Linked DNA regions of Homo sapiens: region 1 is linked to region 2. A link is an interaction called in ENCODE POLR2A ChIA-PET data of the cell type or tissue named here. Cell type or tissue: Caco-2. All regions are shown on one strand. Links, peaks and the distances in the headings refer to the core of each region. The heading gives the core; the rest is flanking DNA. Region 1 has its middle 22 kb from the start of KCNK17. Region 2 overlaps GLP1R (glucagon like peptide 1 receptor).

Evidence for each region. ChIA-PET counts read pairs that join two places held together with the same protein. Peaks named below come from ENCODE experiments on the same cell type or tissue, not always from the same donor. Only the 100,000 strongest peaks of a DNase experiment are listed, where the experiment ranks them.
Region 1: POLR2A ChIA-PET joins it to region 2 with 5 read pairs; 2 of 35 experiments call an interaction of 5 or more read pairs at or near these places.

What each region holds. Positions count from the first base shown.
Region 1 is chr6:39,290,095-39,295,464 of GRCh38, forward strand. No RefSeq gene overlaps it. Among named protein-coding and RNA genes, the nearest start is that of KCNK17, 22 kb to the right of the region's middle. RefSeq lists an enhancer at 1,372-1,873. In Caco-2, for the core only: no CTCF peak of the experiment used is centred there; no DNase peak of the experiment used is centred there.
Region 2 is chr6:39,061,400-39,066,769 of GRCh38, forward strand. It overlaps GLP1R (glucagon like peptide 1 receptor), which reads left to right. Exons shown (of 13, transcript NM_002062.5): 4 at 4,312-4,430; 5 at 4,798-4,904. Among named protein-coding and RNA genes, the nearest start is that of MIR9983, 10 kb to the right of the region's middle. In Caco-2, for the core only: no CTCF peak of the experiment used is centred there; DNase peaks (open chromatin) are centred at 1,922, 2,322 and 2,922.

The sequences.
Region 1 (5,370 bases), core at 112-5,111, 230 kb after region 2:
TGGGAAATGTGATCTTTATTCTGGGAAGCCATGTGCCTGGCTGATGACTGGGGGGAACATCATTAATTAGGAAGAGCACATACCTGAGCAAAACCCCAGTCCCAGCCACTGAAGGAATAATAGCAATAGTCACTGTGGGTACTTATGGGGAGCTGGGCACTGTGCTGGCCACTTCACCTCCATGTCCTCATTGAATCTGCACAGCTACTCTGAGGACAAGTATTAGAATGTCAATTTTAAAATTTTAAATTTTTAAAAGACTGGCCAGGTGTGGTGGCTCACGCTGTAATCCCAGCACTCTGGGAGGCCGAGGCGGGCAGATCACCTGAGGTTGGGAGTTCAAGACCAGCCTGGCCAACATGGAGAAACCCCGTCTCTACTAAAAATCAAAAATTAGCCAGACGTGGTGGTACATGTCTGCAATCCCAGCTACTTGGGAGGCTGAGGCAGGAGAATCACTTGAACCCAGGAGGTGGAGGTTGCAGTGAGCCGAGATCACGCCATTGCACTCTAGCCTGGGCAACAGAGAGAAACTCTGTCTCAAAAAAAAAAAAAAAAAAAAAAAAAAAAGGAGGGAGACTGAGGCCCAAGAGTTTAAGAGACTGACCAAGGTCACACAGCTCCTAGGAGTGGAACTGGGATTCAGACAAAGTCTCTCTAGGTCTGTTCATCTCCTAAACCAGTGGTTCTCCAAGCATGCTTCCTGGGCCAGCAGGATCAGCATGAAAACTTGTTAGAAAAGCAAATTATCTTAGAAATCAGATGCTTGGGGTGGGGCCAGCGATGTGCAGTTGAATAAGCCCTCCAGGTCATACAGGTGCACACTCAGTTTGAGAGCCACTGCTCCAAGCCAAACCTAAAAATGGTGCACACTTCACCTCCTCTCTCCCCAGACAAACCCAACAAAGAATAATAATCTAACCATGACCAGATCTAGACCTCAGTTCACCTGCCGGCTCTGCCTTGGAACTTAGCTTAACTTAAACAAGCAGGGTCTCCTCTGGATTGGATGAGACCTCCCTCCTCCCTACTAGGGGTAGGCAGAGAGATCATGGCCCCAGGCCCCAGATGGAGTTCTGGGGTGAAAACAGGAGGTTCACACAGTCTTGGAATCAAGCCCTTTGAGCATCTGATATTTCCGTTGGATGCATGAATTTTGGGTGTCACTCATATTCTCTCTCTCTCTCCTTCTCCCTCCCTCCATTCTCCCAGTCTCAGGACACTACTGCCCAAGGCATAGTTGGTTTCAAGGTAGTGGGAGTTTGTGACATAGGCTTGGGTGGGATGGGGGTCATTTCTTCTTCCTTCCATGGGCAGGAGGTGATGAGATGATGACTCATGTTTATTGATGTCTGAGGCAGACCATTTTCTGAACTCTTTCCATGCATTAACCCCCTTATCCTAGCAACCATGTGTGGGAGGTACTATTACTATTCCCATGTTAGAGGTGGAGAAACCGAGGCACCGACAGGTTAAGCACCTTTCCACAGTCTGTCACACAGCAGTGAGCGGAGCAGCTGAGCGCCGAACATAATGTGGCTCCATTGTCTGTGCTCTTAGCCGCTGAGCTTTTCAGCCTCTAAATAATAGCTAATGAATTCATGGGTTTTTTTTGTTTTCTTTGTTTTTTTTTTGTTTTTGGCCTTTTTTTTACATTCCAGGTACTGTTGTCATTGCTTTACATATTTAAAAAAGTCGGGGAGTGGTATTCTTACCATCACAAGAAGTTAGGAATTTCCAGCAGAGCCTTGGCATTGGTGGATTGAACATTTGTGGTTTGGGTTACTTTTTAGTGGATCGTGTGTGTGTGTGTGTGTGTGTGTGTGTGTGTGTGCGCGTGCCTGCAAGCATCTATCTCACCAGGAGAAGTGGGGAAGGAGAGGCCAGAGGTTGTTGCTCTCCCTGTGGTGTCATGTTCTAAAATGAGCCCGCACATCACACTTGTGGTTCCTGGGGAAAAAAATAAAACAATCTCCACTACCAGTCAAAACAACAATATTTGTACAGCTCCGGTAATAACCTCTGGAACCCTCCTCCCTTCTGGCTTGCAGACAGTGCCTTGCCCTCAGCTCACTCTTACTCCCAGGGTCCCTGCAGCCTTCTTCCCACGAAGCTCATGTTCTTGGGCTCACAGTAGTCTCCTGGTGGTTCAGGGCTCACCTGTCCTGGAAAGTGTTCCAGATGGCTTTGGCCTCCACTTTGGGTAGGACTCAGGACTTGAGAACGCAATGCCACCATGTCATTGCTCTCTCTTCCTTTGACCTGTGTGATGCCAGACTCCATGGTTCTCCTTCTACCCCTGTGATATAGAGTCCTGTGTCTCTTCTTCTTCCTCAAGTTCAGTTGTTTCCTTCTCTTTCTTCCTTTCTTTTCCATTTACCTTTCCCTTTCCTTCCCTTCTCTTCCCTGTCTTAGCACTCCTTCTGTCCCGCCTCATTCCAACTCCTCTGCCTAGCTCTTGAGGTTCTTCTACCTGGCCTACTCTCCCTCCTCCCTACCTGCTGATCAGGGACCAGTTCAGGTCCTCATACCTTGATCCAGAATTTCCTGATGCCTCCAGGCTGACTGTATCACCTCTCCTTCTGACCACCTATGGCTCTCCAGCACTGAGTCAGCCCCACTAGCTCAAGCATTTGAATCACTCTCAACTTACTAGGCATTCATTTAAACATTTATTCTGCACCCACCATTACAAGGCCTGCCTTCTCCTCTGCATGAAAAACTCCTACACATCCTTCAAAGCTCACCCAGATGTATTCCCGTCCTGCCTTGGCTCCCCTCTCCCATAGCCAAGTGGGTGTTCCTGTCTGCCCTCATGCCTCTTGTACGTTACAGGAATGGTTGACATATACGCAGCAGACGCTGACAGTGCCCTGCCTGCTCTGCACCCACCATGCTCATGTACGCTGCAGGTTTCCAATCCGCAAATGCTGGGGAGTTAACACCATCCTACTCCAAGTGATGAGGAATGGGATTTGGGGAATATATGCCCCCGGCTCTCTACCCCTTAGAGGGGACAACTGTAAGCCATGCTCTATGCAGGCTTGCAGAGGTCTCCAGCGGGAAGGAGCGCAACTGCCCACAGTGGTCACCTGCTCATTAATGCTGTCTGCATTGTTTCCCTTTTCTTCTCTTGTTTTAATTCCATGCTTCTTGGAATCATTTCCCAAATAAACTATTTGCAGCCAGATCCTGTCCCAGGATCCACTTGTGGGGAATTCAAATGGAGAAGACAAATCGTATAGAACTTGCACTGCGCCAGACACTAGGTTCTCGATTTACATTAACACATTTAATCCACACAACAGCTTTCCATATAAGGCAGATACCGCTATTAGCATTTCTACTTCATATTTGAGGAAATTGAGGCATAGGGAGGCTAAGTAGGAGGCACAAGTGTCCCGCTTTTCCTGGAAATAAGGGGGTTCCTTGGAGATGGTACTTTCTCAGGACAGTGTGAGGATGAGAGGAAAGATGAAATGAGTTGGTCACCCAAGGTGAAGTGATTTGCCAAAGTCACACAGGAGTGAGTGGCGGGCCTGGGACTGAACCCGGGCCCACCAGCACAACATGGACTGCACTGCTTGGTGGGGCCTTTTACATGAATCTGCTTCCCTACTAGATGGCAGGGATCACATTTTATCCACTTCTGTGTCTCTAAGTTTTGCACTGAGGAATTAGACATTGGGGGTACAGGGAAAAGATGAGTTAAACACAGCCCCTGCACCTAGGGAGCACCTAGTCACATGGGGGAGGCATTGTTTCTGATGCCGTGAAGCCCCCAGTCTGATGGAGGAGTTCCTTGTGGGGAACATGATCTGTCCCTTCCTGCCTGACTTCTCTGCAGGGCTGACAACACAGCTTGGGGGAGCTTCTGTTCCTTCCCTTCTGCCACTGTCCCCACAGGCAAGGGCGACGGGGTCTTCCTGGCCTCCTGCCTGGGTCTCTACCCTCTTGCCATCACTCAGAGCAAGTCACTCCCTAGTCAGGGTGGCTGAATTGATTCTTCCATGACTTTAATTCAGTACTTTGAGCCCCACTCCCCCAGCAGGCTGCAGGGAAACAGTAAAAGATTGATGAACTGGGTGTTGGGATCAGTCCTGTCCTTGCTGGGCACAGATGGCACTTTCCAAGGGCCCGTTGAAGAGCATGTAATGAAGAAACTATGTGTAGAGTGTGGGCAGGTCCACGTGCATGACACGGTATGACTCCCAGGGATCAGCAACAGTGGGGAGTCATTACTACTCTGGGGCTGAAGGGCAAGGGTGATGCTATTACATCACCCAGCTGATGCCACGACCCTGGGAGTGCAGCCACTCCCAAAGCCAGGGCCTGCAGAGAGAGGGCTGATACAACCCTAACTTCTCTCTCCTCCTACCTTCCATCATGGCCCCTCTCAGGCCTGATCAAACTGGAAGTCAAAGACGGAAGGAGCCTGGTGACACAGCGCATGGAGTTCAGGGGTTCAGAGAAAGTCAGAGAGTGGATGGAGAGAGGGAGCCAAGACAGAGTAACAACTAGAGAGTGGTGCTGAGGACTCACGCCCACCCCTCTGCTCTGGCCCCGAGCCCCCAAGCCAAGAGCCTGACCCTTAGAGGCCTCAGCCAGTGGGCTGGTTGGGAGCTGCCCTCTCCAAAACAGAGCTTTGAAAAATATATTCCTTCCATCCCCACATCATTTTCTGCCCCTCCCAAGCCCATTGGAGGCTAAAAGACAGGCAAGTCCAGGGGGACTTCTTGGAGGAAAAGGTACAGTTGGGCTTCATGAGCTTCCTGATGAAAGAGGGTGGAGAAGGAGAAGGTTGAGACCAAGAGGAAGAAAAAAAGGAGGGGCACAAGTATTTTTGAGCCCTATTAAGTATAAGGTAGGACATGGATGCTTTCTCATCTGTTACCAACTCCCCCACCTCCCTTCCTCCACACTTATCAAAACAATCCCGAGGTTGTTCTCAGGATTTTCATTTTATGGATGGAGAGACTGAGGCTCAGAGAGGTTATGTGACTTCTCAGATGTCACACAGCAAGGGATAGAGTCAGAATATAGACATACAACTGCCTGAGTCCAGGAAATAATACATGAGGGCCTATAAAGTTGTGGAAAGGTTGGAGTGTGAGCAAAAGCTGAACAGGGTCCCAAACCCATGGGGAAGCAGGGGGCAGAGGGTTTTGTCTGTGGCTCTTGGGAGGGGTCTGGATGGTTTTGCATTCATGCTTCTGGACGATGTGCTGGTGGGGTGTGGGGAGCAGGTCACAGGGTGGGAAGTACCCAACCCTGGTTGCTTTTCCTACCGCCAGGCTATGAGCTGATATGGGTCCCCAGACAGGTTGAGAGAGGTTTTGTGATTGGAGTGGGGCAGGGACTGAAAATCTT
Region 2 (5,370 bases), core at 163-5,162:
ATCCCTACCTGTTTGTTAGCTTAGTTCTAATTATATGAGAGTCATAAAATGCTTTAAAAATAACCTATAACTCACAGTTCTTGGAAACTCTGGCGGGTGCCTCCCCTGAGTAATGTGGAGCCTGGGGGTTTTTACGACAGCCTGGGGTTGCCAAGGGGAAACTGAGGCCCAAGCTTGTCCCCAGAGGAGTTCTGGCTGAAGTGGTGTCACAAGCTCCATCTCCAGCCTCAGTGAAGGAGTGCCCCTTCAAGAAACCGGCATGGGGGAGGATGTTTCAAAGGTCTACTATGTACCGGGCACTTCACATGCTTTATCTTCTGGGAAGTCATTATGCTTCCCATTTTACAGATAAGGAAACTGAGGCCTGAGGATGTGAAGGGACATGCTCAACATCCCACAGCTGGTTGAAGGCAGAACCAGGATTTGAACTTGAGTCTGTGTTGTTCAGAACCTGAGCTCCTTCTCCTAAGCCCTGATGCTCTACAGTACCCTTCACCCTGGCCTTGAGCTGATGCCTTCATTTCGAGCCTGGCCTTTGACCCTCACCTCACTCCCTTGGGGAGGCCCTGTGCCTGGCCTCTCTGAGTCTCAGCTTCTGCATCTGTAAAATGGGGGCCCAGTAGTCCTTGCTGGCCACCTCGTTGCCAGGGTGCAGGAGCTAATGGATTCATGAGCAGCTCTCCACAGCCCTGAGTGCCAGCATCCACGTGGAAGGGCGGCTGTTAGCTTGATTACAGGCGCCGCAGCAGCTTCCGGGAGGGGAAGTGTTTAATTGGGGGTTTTATTTCCAGCAGCAGGGTCTGGCTTAATGAAATATCCCTGGGCCTCCTGGCATGTGGCTGCCCTGCTGCCTCCCTGTGTTGACAAGCCTTGAGCCAAATCCCTGGCTGTGATTTACCAGCTCCTCCCAAGTCAGATAAAGCTGGGTTGATAAGTAGGGCTATGCCCTGACCCACCCCACCTCCAGCCAAGGTGGGCATCTGGGGATCATGGGCCCAGCCAGGAACCAGCCTGGCTTTTAATATTTGATGTTAATGAAGGGTAATTGACAGATGCACTTGCACAGGCTCACTGAGCGAGGGACACAGTGATCCTTTGACTCTGTGCTAGTAATGCACACATCTGTGCACACACCACCTCCCCACCCTCCCAACTGGCTCTGAACAGAGGGAGCAGGAATGGTGCAGCGGCCGGGGGTCCACACTGGCAAGGGGGCCTGCTGGGAGGAGACTGAATGTTGAGAAATCTGAGCCCAGAGGAAGGGCAGAGGAGAATGGCACATGCCACATTCTTTCCTATTAACAGCAAGTTTGGCTGCTAACTTGGGACCTCCGGAGGCAAAGAGCTGGCGGATTTTAGTCTTGACTCTGCTACTTTCTAGTTGATGATCTTAGGCAAGTTGTTTGGCTTCTCAGAGGCTCAGTTTCTTCATATGTACAATGGGACTAACTGTTCCTACCTTGAAAGGTGGTTCTAATGTCCAAAGGTGTCAGGTGTACAGTAGGTGTTCAAAAACTGATTCTGTGAAGGCACAGCCTATGGAAAGAGCAAGTAAGGAGCATGTTGTGAAGGAATCTGCAACAAGGCAGTGCCTACTGTATGCCAGGCCCTGTGCCAGCTGTGGGAAGTGCATCTTACTAGCATCACACGGTTGCAGGCTGAGTCCTGGGTATGCGGGTCTTTAGATGGTTTGTGTGCCTGTGGTTCCATGGCTGTGTCTTCTTTTCTCTGGTCCCTCAACCTTCTTCCTTTCTCCCCATTTCCTCCCATCAAAGCAGGCTGCTAGTGCAGGCTCTGACACCATCTCATTCCGCATGGAGTCAGCTCAGGTCCCCATCACTGCTTTTGGGGGTATCTACAGGAAAACACTGATTTTGCCTCACGTCAGAAGACTTGGCCCCAGTGAAGAATCTCAGGCATCCATGCAGCAGATAAGAGAGGCATTTGTGGGCTTGAGAGGGGCCCTTCGCGTTGCTAAAATCAGACCACGTGCCTCCCCTTCTCTGCCGTTGGGGGTACACCTGATTTTGTTCATAAATGCGTTCGAAGGGTATTGGAACACCATCGTTCCCACTGCTGTCAGTTTCACCATTAGATTTTCAGGTTTTTGTTTTTCTCCCAGGTGAAGTATCTTTTAAAATGCAGGTTCTTCCAGAAGGAGTCATGCTGCAAGCTGACTTGCCCCACTGTGTTACCAGATAATTTCTGTGTCTTGAAGGGGGACCTGGTTCAGGGTTTGTTTGGGAAAGGAGCTGGGAAGGAGGAGAAGAAAGAGCAGGGAGGCTGTCCTGGTGTCTGGGATCAGGGTTAGGGGAGGGCAAGGTCCATTGGCAGGCCTTGCTGACAGTGCTGGAAGAGGCTGTCACCAGACTCTGCAGTAAAGTTGTCCCTGCCACATTTTTTGCTAGGGTGAAAAATAGAACTCCCAGACTAGATGGTTGCCCCTGTCCTGCACCCCTGAGGGTCAGGCCCTGGGGCTGCCACAGTCCCCATCGTGTACACACACACACACACACACAGACACATAACACACACACACACACACACACACACACACACACACCCCACATTAATGAAGCCTCTTCTCAGGAGACTCAGTTCTTTTTTTTTTTTTTTTTTTGAGGCAGAGTCTCACTCTGTCGCCTAGGCTGGAGTAGTTAGTGGCTTGATCTTAACTCACTACAACCTCCTCCTCCCAAGTTCAAGTGATTTTCGTGCCTCAGCTTCCTGAGTAGCTGGGACTACAGGCGCACGCCACCATGCCTGGCTAATTTTTTGTATTTTTAGTAGAGATGGGGTTTCACCATGTTGCCCAGGCTGGTCTCGAACTCTTGAGCTCAGGCAATCCACCTGCCTCGGCCTCCCAGAGTGCTAGGATTACAGGCATGAGCCACCACACCCAGCCGAGACCCAGTTCTGACTGCTGTCTCTCCACATGAACACTGAGCAGCCACTGCCCCCAGTGGGCCTCTGGTGCCTTCTCCATTCTCTGGCCTTCACTCCCTCCTTCCTCCCACAGCTGGGAAAACTGGTCTTTAAAATCTTCTAGTCTTTTAGAATGTTGAACTCTTTTAAAGTTTGTCCTGGCTGCAGCTTCTCTCCTTGGTCCCCCTGTTCTTCCTACAGGTCAATATCCCCCCACCCTCTCATTGTGCCCTTTTGTCCCAAGTTCATTGGCCCTGGTGTCAAACTTAAGTTCCCCTACAGAGAGGCCAGGAATGAACCATTTCCTCCTGGACACAAGTAAGCAGTGGCCTCTATCAGCCTCACATCAAACCTGAGGCCACAGGCCAGCCATCTCCCTGGTAGGTGGACATGGGGCATGGTGGGGGACAGCCTCTGCTGGGATGTGAATGGGCACAGGCAATGCCCCGCCTTGCCTCTGCAGGGCCTGTGTTTGATCTCTGTTAGTTTCCATCTATGCTCTTCCTTTCTCAGGTCTTTTTTGTTTTTTCTGTGTGAGTCTTGATTCTCTGAAGACAGGGACGGTGCCACCATCCTCAGACAGGGGAGCTCCCTGAGGACGGGGGCTGGATCCCTTTCCTCTCTCCAAGGGCTATCTCCATTTCCAACCTATAATTAGAGTCTATGTGAAGGTAGGAGCTGGGTATTCCCTTTTTCTATGGGGGATCTCCAAAGGCCAAGGCTGCATACGACCAAGAGGCCGTGTACTCCTTTTAGACCAGGGGGTCCTTGCAGGTAGGTCTGTGTCTCCTCCATCAGATTAGAACTTCTTATGGGCAGGGCTGTGTCTCTCTCTCTCTCAGATCAGTGCTCTGTCTTCCTTCCCTTCTCTTGGGAACTCAGTGCCAACCTTGTTCCCAGGGTCTGCTCTCCCCAAGGAGTGTGGGAGGGAGGTGGGCACTGAGTCCTAAAAATCAGAAATAGCGAGTGACTGCGGGGCAGGCACGGCTGCTGCTGGTCGGTGCCAGACCTTGTCAGTAGTGTGATTTGAGGCTGGAGGCAGGGACATGGAACTGAGCTAAACTCCTGTCATCTCAAAGGCATGAATTCATTAAACTGTGTCCTAGGGTTGCCGAGAGGCAGGGCTGAGGGTGGAGCTGAGGAGCCCCTGCCTTGGTGGCCCCCTGTCTTGTCCCTGGACCAACAGCGTATATGTCAGGGGAGGAAGGTCCAGGTGTGTGTGTGTGTGTTTGTGTGTAAAGAAGGGAAAAGGATGTCACTAACTCAGAGTAGTCCATTCTGGGGGAGCAGGGATAGCCCTCAGAATGGGGAGGAAGGGGAGCATCTAGCACTGGGCAGGCTGCCCTATTCTGGGCTGAGGCTCAGGGCCAGGTCTCCCCACCCCAGTGCCGCAGGGCCACGTGTACCGGTTCTGCACAGCTGAAGGCCTCTGGCTGCAGAAGGACAACTCCAGCCTGCCCTGGAGGGACTTGTCGGAGTGCGAGGAGTCCAAGCGAGGGGAAAGAGTGAGTTGAGGCGGGGTTCTGAGCCAGGGAGCGGGGAGCCATGTCTTGGAGCACTTCACTGGAGCAAAGACCCTTGGCTTTGATGGGGGCATCTGTGGTCATTTCATCCATCTCCTTGCCTCTGGGGGCTTTGCACACCATGCTTTCTGGACAAAGGTGGTGTGTATTCACCTCTCTGGCCTTGGAACAGGGCCCAAGATATCCAAGAACCATCGCCGTAGGTTACGGTTATTCTCTTTCTTGGTCTTGGTATCCCCGGTGAGTCCTGACTTGGGGCCCCAGCTCTGTCTCTGTGCCATGGGAAGGAAGATTGTGGGAAGAGGGCCATGGGCTGCCCATGTACACGTATGTCCCCCGTGTGCCACAGAGCTCCCCGGAGGAGCAGCTCCTGTTCCTCTACATCATCTACACGGTGGGCTACGCACTCTCCTTCTCTGCTCTGGTTATCGCCTCTGCGATCCTCCTCGGCTTCAGGTAAGGTGGCCCGGACCCTGGGAGGGGGCTGCTTCATCCTAACTCCCCCAGATAGAGGAATGAAGCAGCCCAACACCAAATCAAAGCAACAGTGCAGCACATTCGTCCTTCTCTCAAGAGCTCTCTACAGAGCCCTGACCGTAGAATATGAGGTTGAAAACACAGGATGTGATACTGTGTTCTTGGTCTAGTCTCCACGGTGTAAAAGTGTGCGTATGTACTGCAAAAAAGAACAAAAATACCACGCAAGCACCACCAACCTCAAAACCTTAACCGTCGGTGATGGGATTACGGAAAATCCCAGGAGATCTTCTCCAATGAACATGTGTAACTTTAATAATCAAGAATTCAGTATGATTTTAGAAAAGATCTTGGGGATTAGAGATCTTCCTCCCTTTGGAGCTTTTCAGCCCCAGTGGAAAAGTTCCTCCTTAGATCTAACCTAGATGAGACGTTCCTTCCAAAC